Linked DNA regions of Homo sapiens: region 2 is linked to region 1. A link is a loop called in an ENCODE intact Hi-C map of the cell type or tissue named here. Cell type or tissue: dorsolateral prefrontal cortex. All regions are shown on one strand. Each heading gives the region's core, and the rest is flanking DNA. Links, peaks and the distances in the headings are about the cores only. Region 1 has its middle 9.0 kb from the start of SKP1. Region 2 holds the start of CDKL3 (cyclin dependent kinase like 3).

What was found. Peaks named below come from ENCODE experiments on the same cell type or tissue, not always from the same donor. Only the 100,000 strongest peaks of a DNase experiment are listed, where the experiment ranks them.
Region 2: it touches region 1 in a loop (2.3-fold over the local background); 30 of 110 quality-filtered maps call a loop at or near these places.

Annotation. Positions count from the first base shown.
Region 1 is chr5:134,182,147-134,189,744 of GRCh38, forward strand. No RefSeq gene overlaps it. Among named protein-coding and RNA genes, the nearest start is that of SKP1, 9.0 kb to the left of the region's middle. In dorsolateral prefrontal cortex, for the core only: CTCF peaks have their summits at 2,212 (motif pointing right) and 2,415; a DNase peak (open chromatin) is centred at 2,215.
Region 2 is chr5:134,363,223-134,370,820 of GRCh38, forward strand. CDKL3 (cyclin dependent kinase like 3) reads right to left here and starts at 3,949. Exons shown (of 13, transcript NM_001113575.2): 1 at 3,755-3,949; 2 at 3,137-3,322. The coding sequence starts at 3,301. RefSeq lists enhancers at 7,466-7,598, 7,570-7,598. In dorsolateral prefrontal cortex, for the core only: CTCF peaks have their summits at 3,936 and 4,145; a DNase peak (open chromatin) is centred at 3,969; H3K4me3 peaks cover 2,306 bases; H3K27ac peaks cover 1,100 bases.

The DNA.
Region 1 (7,598 bases), core at 1,066-3,565:
GTGGATGGATCTCATGAACAATGTTGAACAAAAGAAGCTAAACCCAAGAATATTGATTGTTTAAGTCCATTTCAATAAAGACCAAAAAAGCCCCAGGCAATAACGAATCTGCGGTGAGAGAAGAATAGTTACCTTTGGCAGGTGACAAGTATTGATGAGGGAAGTTTTTGGGATGCTAAATATTTTTTTTCTTTTTCTGTTTCTTTTCTTTTCTTTTTTTTTTTTTTTTTGAGACAGGGTTTTGCTCTATTGCCCAGCCTGGAGTGCAGTGGCGCAATCACTGTACTTGACCTCCTGGGCTCAAGCAATCCTCCCACCTCAGCCTCCTGAGTAGCTGGGACTACAGGTGCACACCACTGTAGTATATCTGGGCTATTTTTTTTTTTTTTTTGAGACGGAGTTTCACTCTTGTTGCCCAGGTTGGAGTGCAGTGGCATGATCTGAGCTCACCGCAACCTCTCCACCTCCTGGGTTCAAGTAATTATCCTGCCTCAGCCTCCTGAGTAGCTGAGATTACAGGTGCCTGCTACCATGCCCAGCTAATTTTTGTTATTTTTAGTAGAGACAGGGTTTCACCCTATTGGCCAGGCTGGTCTCAAACTCCAGACCTCAGGTGATCCACCCGCCTTGGTCTCCCAAAGTGTTGGGATTACAGGCATGAGCCACTGCACCCAGCCTATTTTTTTTTTTGTAGAGATGGAGTCTTGCCATGTTGCCCAGGTTGGTCTCAAACTTCTGGGCTGAAGCAATCTTCTTACCTTGGCCTCCCAACGCTGGGATTACAGATGTGAGCCACCATGCCCGGCCAACATTTTGTATCTTGGTCCAGATGGTGGTTTCATGAGTGTATGTACATACAAAAATTCACTGAACTACAATTATGTTTGTATACTTTACTGCATGTAAATCATAACTCAGCAGAAAAGAGGGAGAAAGTTCGGGCATGGTGGCTCATGCCTGTAATCCCAGCACCTTGGGAGGCCAAGGTGGGCAGATCATCTGAGGTCAGGAGTTCGAGACCAACCTGGCCAACATGGTGAAACTCCCGTCTCTACAAAAATACAAAAAAAAATTAGCTAGGTATGATGGCAGGTGCCTGTAATCCCAGCTACTCGGGAGGCTAAGGCAGGAGAATCGCTTGAACCTGGGAGGCGGAGGTTGCAGTGAGCTGACATTGTGCCATTGCACTCTAGCCTGGGCGACAGAGCAAGACTCTGTTTCAAAAAAAAAAAGCGAGGAGGGAGTGACAATGTGTGAATGCATGTAACATTCTTAACATGATGCCAGTGTCAATTCCTGAAGGAAGTCTGAGCCCCTGGAGCCTTTCCTTCACATGGCTTCCCAACCCTTCAGAGCCAAGGCTGGAGGAATACAGGAGATGTTGGGAGGGAAGGTGAGGAATTTCTGCAAGGCCACAGGGAGGACTTACCTGCCCATGGGCCAAGAGTTCAACTAAGACCTTGGACAAAGCTACAGAAAGTTACAGCTTCCTTTCCTCTATCTGAGCCAGCCAGTGCAATACCTTCCCTGGTGGACTATGAACCTGCCCTTGGGAAGCTGCTGTGGAATCTCTAGGCAGAAGTGACATCTACACCTAAGTGGTGGAGGAAAACATTTCTTGACCCACATCTGTACCCTGCACCATCAGATTTCAGGAACCCCAGACTGCCTTGGGTCTAGGGTAGGTTGGAGAGTCTTGGCAAGCCAAAGTGGGCCTACCCATGAAGGAGGGACTGAACAGTAATCCTGCCCAAATCAGCAAGCCCATAAGCATAGCCACTAACATTCCTGGAGCATGGGCCTGCCAGATTACCGAGCTAAGCTCTTTCTTTATAATGTTTTAATCTCACAGCAACCCTAGGAGGTGGTTACTATTATAATCTGCATTTTACAGGAGAGATGCCAAGGCTGAGATGGGTTAAGTAATCAGCCCCAGGCCATAGAGCAGGAAAATGGGGAGGTGGGATTTGAACCTAGGTCTGGCTAACTCACCACAGATGAGTCTGACTTCACGGAAGAGCATGAGCTACACCCACCTCTCTCCAAGGAGAGAAGACCATAGGAGTGCACAGTGCCCCCCATGTGCTCAGAGTTGCCATGCTGGGCCCAAGCTAAGGCAGTGACAGGGACGGGATTGCTCTAGAGTCCGTCTGGTCCAGGTCAACCCCCAAGAACTACCAGTACTGACTGGCTCTGACCAACAGATGGCACCAGAGAGCCAGGTGGCTGTCCCAAGGGTGCATCTTCACTGAGCCTGCCCTCTTCCAGGCTTGCCCTCTGGCCCCTCCAAAGGTTGCCCTCTCTCCCCTCCAGGACGCAGACTCCTGTCCAGAAACCCAGTCTGGCCACCAGAGGCTGAATGCCAGTGCAACTTAATCCCATGTCCACAGCGTGACCATGGAAGTAGCCCCCAGCCATCTGGGTCACAGTGTCCCTCTGTGAAATGTAGAGTTTGACAGAGACCTGTGAAATGCAGGACCTGGTAGCAGGGCCAGAAAGACTCAGTTAGGAGCAGAGCAGTGCAGTACAATGCAGCGAGGACTCCTTCACAGATGAGAAAACAATGACAGGCATCACCTATCATCACCGGCTAAGTCTCCCTACCCCTCTGCCCAGAGGACCCCAGCACCAATATGTCGTCTGGAGCCAGCACACTGGGGCAAAGACTACCAGAGAGAAATTGCAATTTAAAAACTCTGCAAAGCCCAGCCAGTCAGCCACCCATGGAGCTCCAGGCAGGCCGACTTGCTGAACATCCCAGGAGCTAGACTGGGATCATCAGTGAGGTAGTCAAGTATGACGTGGGTATGTCTTGCAAGCCAAGTGCCTGACTGTTAACTGCGCAGTCAGGAAGGCCTGTCTGCCAAGGGACTACTGAGTGGCAGGGATTTCTCCAGGAAAATCTCTGAGTCTAGGCCCAGCAAGCTGCTGATATAGACCATGCCAGTCAGTCATTCAGTGAATATTTGTTTACCACCCTCTCCCCATCATGTTGCAGACAGTGGTAAAGAAGAGAAGGATTTTTGCCTTCAGGGAGCTTACCATCTAGTGGGTTCAATGTGATAAGCACAAATAAGAGAATGTTAGGTGGATAAATACTGAGAAGAAAACAAAGTGGGGTTATAAAGGGAGAAGAGGGCAATACATTTAAGCAGAAACCTGCATAAGAAGGCCCCAGCCACAGAAAGAGATGGAAAAAGTGTCTCTAAAAATGAGTTTGGTATGTCCCAGGAACAGTATGGCTAATATGGTTAGAGATTAATGAATGGGGGGAGAGTGAAAACAGATGAGGGCAGAAGAGCAGGTAAGGACCAAATCATGAAAAGCTCTGTGAAGAAAGTGGAATTTCATCCCATTTTCTTTTCTTTTTTTTTTTTTTTTTTAAGATGGAGTCTCATTCTCTTGCCCAGGCTGGAGTGCAGTGGTGTCTCGGCTCACTGCAACCTCTGGCTCCGGGGTTCAAGCGATTCTTCTGCCTCAGCCTCCTGAGTAGCTGGGATTACAGGCGCCCACCACCATGCCCGGCTAATTTTTGTATTTTTAGTAGAGACGGGGTTTCACCATGTTGGCCAGGCTGGTCTCGAACTCCTGACCTCAAGTGATCCACCCACCTCAGCCTCCCAAAGTGCTAGGATTACAGGCGTGATTACAGCCGCTGGCCACTTCATCCCATTTTCATTAAGTAGCCTCAGGTGATGGAAGGTAAGCAGCATGTGGCAGGATCCGCTTTACAGTATAGAAAGAGCGCTCTTGTGATTGTGTGAGTGGATTGTAGTGGGTGGAAGAAGAGAAGCCGCAAGACCTTTCAGAAGGCTTGGACCAGGACAGGGTTATTAGAGATAAAAGAGAAAGATGTATTTGGAGGTGTAGCTAATGAACCACATGTGGAGGATGAGAGAAACAGGTGTCAAGGATAACTGCATGAATGGTGGTACTATTCATGGTGGTACTAAGATAGGAAACACCAGGATTTGGGGTGGAAGGTGTTTGGGAGATCAGGAATTGTTTGAGATGCACGTTAGACATCTGAGTCATGTCAAGTAGGCAGTTGAATACTTAACAGGAGTGCAGGGGAGAAGTTGGGCTAAGGATACAAACTGGGACTCTTCAGCATATAGACAGGGCTAGATGAGATCACCTGGAAGAGGAGAGAAAAAGTCGTGTGAGTACTAAGCCTTGGGTCATTTCCATATTTAGAGGATGGGAAGAACTGGCAAAGGAGTCTGGAAAGCAGCAGTCAAAAAGGCAGGAGGGGCTAGGCGCCGTGGCTCATGCCTACTTTGGGAGGCCGAGGCAGGAGGATCGCTTGAGCTCTAGAGTTCACGACCAGCCTGGGCAACATTGTGAGATCCAGTCTCTATAAAAAATTTAAAAATTAGCTGGGCATGGTCACACACGCCTATAGTCCCAGCTACTCTGGAGGCTGAAGTGGGAAGATCGCCCGAGTCTGGGAGGTTGAGGTTGCAGTGAGATAAAATCATGCCTCTACACTCCAGCCTGGAAGAATCCTTCTCAAAAAAAAAAAAAAAAAAAAAAGTAGGAGGAAAACAAGCAAATGTAGTGTAATGGTAGACAAGGAAAGAAACTATATCTGGGAAATTGTTTTGGTCAATCATTTCAAATGCTAAAAACAAAATTAAAGTCAGAAAAAACATCTACTATACTTGGCAATGGGAAAATCACCTTGATAAAGCTGTAATTTCAGTGGGGTGGTGTGTTGAGAAAAGTGTGATATGAGAAGGTGGACAGAGGACACAGTTCTTTCAAAGAGCTTTGCTAAGAGCAGTATAGAAAAAGGGCAGGCACTTAAAGGGACTGTGAAGTCAAAGGAGTCTGTTTTTAGGATTGAAGATACAGAGCCATGTTGTATGCTGATAGGAATAATCCAATTGAGGAGGCCAAGGATAGAGGTACAGCTGCAGAAAGATTGCTGGATGTTGGCTGGGAGGGGTGGCTCACACCTGTAATCCCAGCACTTTGGGAGATTGAGGCGGGCAGATCACCTGAGGTCAGGAGTTTGAGACCAGCCTGGCCAATATGGTGAAAACACGTCTCTACTAAAAATACAAAAAATTAGCCGGGCGTGGTGGCGCACGCCTGTAGTCCCAGCTATTCAGGAGGCTGAGGCAGGAGAATCACTCAAACCCAGGAGGCGGAGGTTGCAGTGAGCCAAGATCATGCCACTACACTCGAGCATGGCAACAAGTGTGAAACTCCGTCTCAAAAAAAAAAAAAGATTGCTGAATGTGATGGCAGGAAGAAGAGAGACACTATCGACTGTGCCCTGAAGTATTAATATTGGCGAGGTTATAAGTGTTATAGAGTACAGAGAGGAGGTGGCAATTTGAGAAGAGACCGTGTTAATCAGTCCTTTTGAAGCCCAAGAATCTAAGGAAGTGTAGAGGACTATCCAGCAGTAACTGGTCCATCTGACATTTGTGTGAGTCCCACCAGTACAGCTGTGTCCATTCCTCTAGCCACATCCTGCCACTCAGCTGTAGGCAGCAGGCTCTGGTCAGAACAGCACAGCCTGGACTACAGCAGTCTCTCAAACAGCAGCTTCCCCACCGCTGCCCCAGATGGCGGAAATTTCTAGGAATGTTATCAGGTCATGGTCAGTGCTTTTCTACAAACTACACTTCCGCATTCTCTTTCAAAACAAGTGATTTTTCACCTTGTGATAAACAGCATCTAATGCAGATTGGTGAGAAGGAATAGCTCCTTCTCATCCTTTAGGTCTCAGCTCAGTGTCACCTCCTCAGAGACCACCAGCCTAAATAGTACGTTAAATTTACATTAAAACTTATTTTAAAAATTTAACAGCCATCACATCAAGACATACGATTGCCATCAGCCAAAAAAATTGTCAAAATTCACAAACTTGAGTTGGGCAGTAAGCAATGTGCACAACAGTATGTGGAAGTTTTGGCTAGAAGGGTACCTCCTTTTACCCTCTGGCCTCCTGTCTTGCTTTTTCTTCATAGTACATTATTCCTATTGGAGTTTTATATTTGTCTCTCTTGGGTGTTCACTGCACAAGGGCACTTTGTCTTGTACACCGCTTGTGCCTAATGCCTGGCACATAACAGGTGCACAGTAAGTAGCTGCTGAATACCACTCAGCTCAGCTGGTGCCTGGTGGTGGCTTACTTACCCAGTGGAAGTTACTCAAATACCATGGCAACATCTCTTCTTGCCCACTTCACTTGCTGTGCTCTCCCAGATGGCAGCAGCCCCTTACTACATACACCCTGGCTAAGACCTAAGCCCTCTTGCTAGAACCTCTCACCCCTCAACACACACCCACCTTGCTTCACCCCTTTCTTCCTATTCTAATAAATTTAACCCTCTGTTCTCCTTCTTAGATCTTTGCCTTCCTGTCCTTTGCCTTGAGACTTAAGAAGCCTTGGAGTCCTCACAAACGAGAGCATGTAGCACAAACCTTGGAACCTTGGGAGCTGGGGGTCTCAGTTATAGACTTAATGCAAAGACTGGTTCCTGTGGATGCATGACTGCAAGCCAGGCAGCAGGTAGTCTTAGAGCTCAGGTCTGAGTAAATTCGCCCAGTTACCACTTCCCCACCCCCAAGATCCCAGCTGAGAGCCAAAGCAGAGCCTGGATTTTGTCTGGTTGATAAGGGTGGGAAAGGCACAGAACCCACATTGGGGGTGACCAACTGTTCTGGTTTCAAAGCTCTACTGGCTGGGGCAGTGGCTCACGCCTGTAATCCCAGCACTTTGGGAGGCATAGGCGGGTGGATCACCTGAGGTCAGGAGTTTGAGACCAGCCTGGCTAATATGGTGAAACCCCATTTCTTCTAAAAATACAAAAAATTAGCCAGGTGTGGTGGCGTACACTTGTAATCCCAGCTACTTGGGAGGCTGAGGCAGGAGAATCACTTGAACCTAGGAGGTAGAGGTTGCAGTGAGCCGAGATTGTGTCATTGCACTCCAGCTTGGGCAACAAGAATGAAACTCCATCTCAAAAAAAAAAAAAAAAAAAGAAGAAGAAGAAGAAGAAAGCAAGATCTGCTTCCTGGAAAACCTTCAAGTTCTAAGCAACCAGGTCAACTGGTCACCCTATATTGGAGCTGTGCCCAACCGTGGCCACACATTAACAAGCTGGTGAGTTTACTTAGTTTTGCCTCCATGTTTAACTACTTCAGGAACCCATCATACTTCCACCAACTCACTACTGTTACTTTAAAAATAAAAGCTCACACTGGTTAATACCAAAGATGCTAAATGAAAATATGCTATGTGCGGAATGGTGTCTGTTACCATTTGTTTTAAAAGGGCGAGGAGTATTGCTCCCAGAGAAACAATTTAATACACATCATCATGAAGGAAGACTAGAGCACAACCACCCTACACACAGCAGACTTGCTGATATGACTGTGAAAACATCCACAACCATTAGTAGTAACCACCTCAGACCAATAAGGCTGGAGGGGAAACTTTTTTTGTATTCATCTCTATTGCTTTACTACAAGCATGTATTTTATATTAATACGAGTAGAAAAGATCCATTTTTTAAAAAGAATGTGCACTCATACAGATTAGAGATGGGCATTGTTCATAGGGTCAAGTCCTCCGTATC
Region 2 (7,598 bases), core at 2,388-4,887, 180 kb after region 1:
GAACTGATATCTTTCACAAAATCATAACATCTTTACTGACTCACTTTTCATTGTCTAGAAATAGAGCTGTTCTATTTATTTATTTATTTGAGATGGAGTCTCGCTCTGCTGCCCAGGCTGGAGTGCAGTGGCGTGGTCTCGGCTCACTGAAACCTCCGCCTCCCGGGTTCAAGTGATTCTCCTGCCTCAGCCTCTTGTGTAGCTGGGATTACAGGCCCCTGCCACCATGGCCGGCTTTTTTTTTTTTTTTTTTTTTGAGACAGAGTCTCACTCTGTCGCCCAGACTGGAGTGCAGTGGCGCAATCTCAGCTCACTGCAACCTCCTCCTCCTGGGTTCAAGCAATTCTCCTACCTCAGCCTCCCGAGTAGCTGGGACTACAGGCACACACTGCCATGCCTGGCTAATTTTTTGTGTTTTAGTAGAGACAGGGTTTCACCATGTTGCCCAGGCTGGTCTCGAACTCCTGAGCTCAGGCAATCCGCCCGCCTCGGCCTCCCAAAGTGCTAGGATTACTGGCGTGAACCACCGCGCCCAGCGTAGAGCCATTCTAATAATCCACAGATGCCTAATATATTTCCTCAAATTAGGCCAGGCACAGTGGCTCATGCCTGTAATCCTAGCTCTTTCACAGGTCCAAGACAGGAAGATCGCTTAAGCCCAGGTGATGGAGGCTGCAGTGAGCTATGATCATGCCACTGCGCTGCAGCCTGGGCAACAGGGAGACTCCATTTCTTAAAAAAAAAAAAAAAAAAAAAGAGAGAGAAAGAAGGCAAATTGATCCATCATATCTCATATAGACTTACAAAGAAAGAAGAAAATATTATTTTTGTATCAGATAAAGCAAACAAGAACATCTGCTGCATATGAAACAGCTATACTATATCGTCAAGATCATAAACCTTAAAGGATGTAAATAGATTCCAATAAATAGAATACATACTTATTTAAATATTTTTAAAATCATTAATTTTCTACCCCAACCCTAAGGAATGTTAATGCTCCTTTCTCCACACTCCTCAGTTGTTTCTCCTGGGCTGAACTGTCACACCTACATAGGATTCTGTCTTCTTCCCTGATCTCTCCTGATATTGTTCCTCATTTCTAAAAGCCTACTGGTAATCTTTACTTAAATGTACTCCTGTCACCTCAAATTCAACATTTCCAAAATTGAAGTACTTCCCAAACCATGTCTCTTTTGAGTCTTTCGTATTTCTATCAATTGTATCAATCACTGAACCTCAGAGACCTTTGACTCCTTCTATAGTCTTTCTATAGTCTTCTACACTCTTTCATGTCTTTTTTTTTTTAGACAAGGTGTTGCTCTGTTGCCCAGGCTGGACTGCAATAGTGTGATCTCGGCTCACTGCAACCTCCTCCTCTTGGGTTCAAGCAATTCTTCTGCCTCAGCCTCCCGAATAGCTGGGATTACAGGCATGCACTACCATCCCCGGCTAATTTTTGTATTTTTAGTAGAGATGGGGGTTTCACTACATTGGCCAGGCTGGTCTCGAACTCCTGACCTCAGGTGATCTGCCTGCCTCAGCCTCCCAAAGTTCTGAGATTACAGGCGTGAGCCACAGCGCCCTTTTTTTTTTTCTTTTGAGATGGAGTCTCACTCTGACGCCCAGGCTAGAGTGCAGTGGCGTGATCTCGGCTCACTGCAACCTCCACCTTCTGGGTTTGAGCGATTGTCGTGCCTCAGCCTCCTAAGTAGCTGGGATTACAGGGGCGCGACACTATGCCTGGCTAATTTTTTTTTTTTTTTTCCTTTTCTTTTGAGACAGAGTCTTGCTCTGTCGCCCAGGCTGGAGTGCAGTGGCGCTGTCTTGGCTCACTGCAAGCTCCGCCTCCCGGGTTCACGCCATTCTCCTGCCTCAGCCTCCGCAGTAGCTGGGACCACAAGCACCCGCCACCTCGCCCGGCTAATTTTTTGTATTTTTTAGTAAAGACGGGGTTTCACCGCGTTAGCCAGGATGGTCTCGATCTCCTGACCTCGTGATCCACCCGCCTCAGCCTCCCAAAGCGCTGGGAGCGTGAGCCACCGCACCCGGCCTTAATTTTTTTTGTTTAATTTTTAGTAGAGACGGGGTTTCACTATGTTGTCCAGGACGGTCTTGAACCCCTGACCTCAGGTGATCCACCCGCCTCGGCCTCTCAAAGTGCTGGGATTACAAGCGTGAGCCACCGCACCCGGCCTCATGTCTTTTTTTTTTGTTTTTTACAATACAGCATGTTCTAACTTTACTTTTCATTCACATTGCTGCATTTTAGCAAGGGTCCTCAGACATTTTCCAAAATTCCTTAATTGAACTCCTAACAGACCTATTTTTACTCTTAGTCCTCCAATCTATTCTGCACAATAGTGGTAGATTAAAATTTACATTTCTTTACACTGAATTCAAAACCTTCACGACTTTCCACCTCTTACAAAATCAAGTTTTGACTCCTTAGCCTAAAAGACTTTAAAATCTACCTCCAATTTACTGTTCTAATATACCTCTTTCCAATTCTGCTCAGAAAACTCTACAGGCACATGTCTTTGCTCTTTGTCCTTTCCACTTTGCCCTTTATCCTTTGTCCTTCTTTAGTCTCTTTTGAGTTTATGTTGTTCCTCTAACCTAGAACACAACAGTTTCTCCCTCTTATCTAAACCCTCCACATCCTTCAAAGCCAAATTCATGTCCCATTTCCTCAAAAAAACTTTCCCTACCAGGGAAAGGACTTTGTGTTGATTCCTTGGCATTTATTATGAGCCACTTTTTATTCAGTATGATTTTCATATACTCTCCTTTCTGATTAAATTATAGAAGTCTTTAAGGGCAGGAACTATCTTTTACCTCCTTATAGTCTCAGTACCTAGCACCATGCCTTGCACATAGCAGAAATTTTTATTAAGTATTATACTTGAATATTTCTGAATAATTATTAAACAATATTGGTGTAGCTTTTGTTACATACCCCAAAACACATATATCTTGTATCACTATAAAATTACAAAATGTAGATAAGATAGAGTATTACACTTGTTTCTCCATAATATGAATCAGTACGTGTGAACTAAAATATTTTATGCAATTTTTTATTCCATAACAATTTTTTCTTTTGACTTAGATGATTAAGGCAAAAGAAGCAAACCTTTAGAAACTTTATTTCTCTCATCGCAATTTTGTTGACAGATTGTTCTGGTCTCTCATAAAATATCTTAATGGCCACTATCTGCCCAGTATTCTTATGTTTACATTTCATGACTGTTCCGTAACTTCCCTCTCCCACTTTTCCAAGGGTTTCATACATCTCCATTTTCAAGCTGGGCTTTTACTACTTTATAGAAATAAAGAAAGAAAATGGAAAATGTTAAACGTTTATACTTTTATTTATTAAAACTAGATAATGCATATCCACAATAAACCCACAGTCTCAAATATAGAGACATTAAAAAAAAAAAAGGAATCTTTTCCACTGAGCCTTTTTGTCTTTGGGAACTAAAGACAGCTTGAGTAAGGTGTCCTTCTGAGGCTCCACCTCTCACCAGAACTTAGGGGTACTCCTGCTGTCTCGGTCATGCCCATCAACACTGAGACTACCACACTATAAGTCACCATCCATCAAGCATGGGGTCCCTACACTTCCTGTCATGTTCCTGTCAAATAATAGGTTCCCGCACTACTGCAGTCGCCCACTTATCAGGCCCAAGGTCCTAAAAAAAGCCTGGTCTCGCCCGCAACTCAAACCACACGTCTTAGGATGCCGGACCGGCGTCACGCCCCACGTCCCGCTGTTGACTTTATCCAAACAGCCGCCGCCGCCTCAGCCCATTCTGTGGTCCCGCTGGTCTGGCTCTGCGTAGTTCCAGTGGAGCCACCGAACACTGATACTACTTTGTTGCTCAGCCCCGCAAGGAACCGGCCACTTGCCACCATGGAAACGCCGGCGGAGTTGCTGCGTTCTAGACTCGTGCGCAAGACCGGAACATGGGCAGGGTCCCGACCCGGAAGGGGAAGTGGGAAGAAACGGAAACCTACTCTGGGTAGGCGCAAGGTGGAAGAGTGCTGTGCTTGGGAATGGGGGAGGGGAGTACAGATTGCTGTCGCAGCTGAGCCTCCTCACAAGGTTGCTTTTGAATGTGGATAGGAAGGATCTGCATCTTTTTTTTTTTTTTTTTTTTTTTTGAGATAGTCTAGCTCTGTCGCCCAGGCTGGACTGCAGTGTCGCTGATCTTGGCTCACTGCAACCTCCTCCTTCCAGGTTTAAGTGATTTTCCTGCCTCAGCCTCCCGAGTAGCTGGGATTACAGGCGTGTGCCACCACGCCCGGATAATTTTGTATTTTTAGTAGAGACGGGGTTTCTACCATGTTGGCCAGGCTGGTCTCGAACTCCCAACATCAGGTGATCCGCCTGCCTCGGCCTCCCAAAGTGCTGGGATTACAGGCGTAAGCCACCGCCCCCGGTCAAGATGGTTCTTAAATCAAAAACTTTTCTTGAACACTTGCCATATGCCTTTTAATTTTTTCCAACTGCTAGTAATCTTTTTTAAAGAAAAAAAACCTCCCTCACCACATGTCAAACTCTAGGAAAGCAAGTAATTCGAAGAGTTCCACCATATACGAAATGATGTACAAGAGCACGGAAATAAAGAGGCCAGTGTCTAACTGCTTAAGTAGACATAGAGTTCAACTGGAATGACAGTCCCTAATGAATAACCACCATATCACTAGACCAAGTGCCTAGGGAGTGCTTTCTTTATTGAATAGGGCTTTCTTTGCTTTCTTCTATAAAATGAGTTAAATGTAAAAAAGCGAAATCTCGCTATGCTTCCGCTAAATAAGAGGAAAGGCATTATTTAATAAATCTAGTCTGGTGGGTCCCACCCAGCATGCATATTTAAATCACACCTGGAGAGCTTTTAGAAAGCATCCCAACCCCCACCTCCACACCCCTGCCCCAATGCCAGAGCACCTGATTTAATTGGGATAGCGTAAATAAATTAGTATTTTTGAAGCTTCTCAAGTTTTTTCTATGCTGCTAGGGTTTATATTGAGAGAAAGGAGAAGTGGTCATCGTTTTCATTGATCACCTAAAATATTCAGAATTGTCTTTTCTTTGAAGGTTATTCAGACGGGCGCAGTGGCTAACGCCTGTAATCCCAGCACTTTGGGAGGCCCAGGCGGGCGGATCACGAGGTCAGGAGATCGAGACCATCCTGGCTAACACGGTGAAACCCCATTTCTACTAAAAAATAGAAAAAATTAGCTGGGCGTGGTGGCGGGCGCCTGTAGTCCCAGCTACTCGGGAGGCGGAGGCAGGAGAATGGCGTGAATCCGGGAGGCGGAGCTTGCAGTGAGCGGAGATCGCACCACTACATTCCAGCCTGGGTGGCAGAGCGAGACTCCATCTCAAAAAAAAAAAAAAAAAAAAAAAGAAAGTTATTCAACCACAATATAAAATACCTTCTATAAATAAGAATGTCATAGTAAATCTTATAGTGGGCTCAAACTTGGTGTAAGCATATTATTTGTTGTGGGCTAAATATTTGCAAGGAGGCTGCGCACAGTGGCTCACACCTGTAATCCCAGGGAGGCCAAGGTGGGCAGATCACTTGAGCCCAGGAGTTCCAGACCAGCCTGGGCAAGAGGGCAAAACTCCATCTCTACAAAAAATTAGCCGGGCATGGTGGTGCACACCTGTGGTCCCAGCTACTTGGGCGTCTGAAGGAGAATTACTGGAGCCCAGAAGGTCAAGGCTGCAGTGAGCCCTGTTCACACCACTGCACTCCAACCTGGGTGACAGAGCAAAACTCTGTCTCAAAAAATAAAAAAATTTGCCCAGGACAAAGATGAACCAAACTGAGTCCCTGCCCTCAATGAACTCATAATCCAGAGCTACAGAACTGATAACAGCATACAGTTAATAGCTTTAAAATTATTCCTTCTACAAGTAGGTTATGGCAGGCCTGGTTAACAAGGACAGCCAGTGATTCTTGCTAATACACAGCTGTAAGACTTTATGATGCACATTCACTGAATCAGTTAAAAGTGTTATATCATTTTGGAAAATAATAAACTGTTTCCAAAACAATTATAAATCCCTGTAGTCTCTGAATTCCTTACCTCTATTGCCTCCAGTTCCCATCTTCAGGACTTCGTTGGTGGGTCAGGAGGACTCTGAGCACTTTTGTATCCATTCGTCAGCTCAACAGGGAAAGAGGGGGTAGGAGGAGGACCTCAGCATTGCCCTAATCTTGCCCATAGTTCCATGGAACCAGAAAGGGTTAACTTTTCCCACTTTCCTTGTACCTCCCTTTCTTCAAACCCTGAATTCTGTCTCTGCTTTCAGTGACTGCCTTGACTGATAAATTACAAGGGTTTTTTTGGTTGTTGCGGGATTTTTTTGAGGCAGGGTCTCAGTGGCATGATGATGGCTCACTGCAGCTTCAACTTCCTCGTCTCAAGCGATTCTTCTGCCTCAGCCTCCTGAGTTGCTGGGACTATTGGTGTGCGCCACCATGCCTGGCTAATTTTACTTTTTGTAGAGACAGGATCTCCTATGTTGCCCAGGCTGGTCTTCAACTCCTGGCCTCCCAAAGTATTAGGATTACAGGCATGAGCTAATGCCCCAGCTCATGAGGGATATTTTTAAGATATAGTTTCTCTTTACCATTTTTCTCCATGTAACCCTACCTGTGTGTCTTCCTCCTTTGCTATTGGAAGGGTTAGGACTGCAATGGCAGAAAGGCAAAAAAATTAAGAATATTCAGCTTTTAACTTAAAAAACACATTGCGAATGTCTAACAGGACCTATCAAGAGTTAGGCCTGGCTAACCTGATCACCAAGGCAGTCACTGGAAGCAGAGAGGGAATTCAGGGTTTGAAGAAAGAGGTACAAGGAAAGTCAGAAAAGTTAACTCTGCTTCCATGGAATCAGGGGCAAGGCTGAGGCAATGTTAAGGTCCTCATTCCACCCTCCCTTTACCTGTTGAACTGAACAGTTCCCCAAATGGATACAAAAGTACTCAGAGTCCTTAGTATAACAAAGTCCTGAAGGTAGGAATTGGAAGCAATAGAGGGAAGGACGGTGACCACAGAAAATATTCAAGGTCTTTGGGAGGTCAACACCTCTGAACCCCCTGGTGGTGGGGGGCCCTTCTGGCCCATTTGCACCTTTCTTGCTAGTGTAGAAAACCTGAAGTTATCTCAGGCTAGATATATAACCCTCACTCATGTCTGCCGGAGCTCTCCCCCAGAATATGAATCATATTTGTAGGTTTCTTTGACAACCAACCACTCATTGATATGCTTGGAAGACTGCACCCCCACATTCCTTAAAAATACAATGGTACTCCCCCACCATAGGCAAGTCCCCGGACTCTGACACATATCTTCAATTGAAAGCAGACCCAGAAAGGAAAAACTGCATAATACACCATCCTTTAATATTTGCCCAGAATTTCCAATACTAGAAACCCCACTGCAAAGCAGAAAGACTATCTGGTAGCTTCAAGGAACCATTTCAGGAGATTGTTGTGTGGGCCTCAGTATTCAAGGCTGCCTTAGAAGATCGTGCGATCCTCTCACTCTTCTTGCCCCAAGTACCAGAGTTA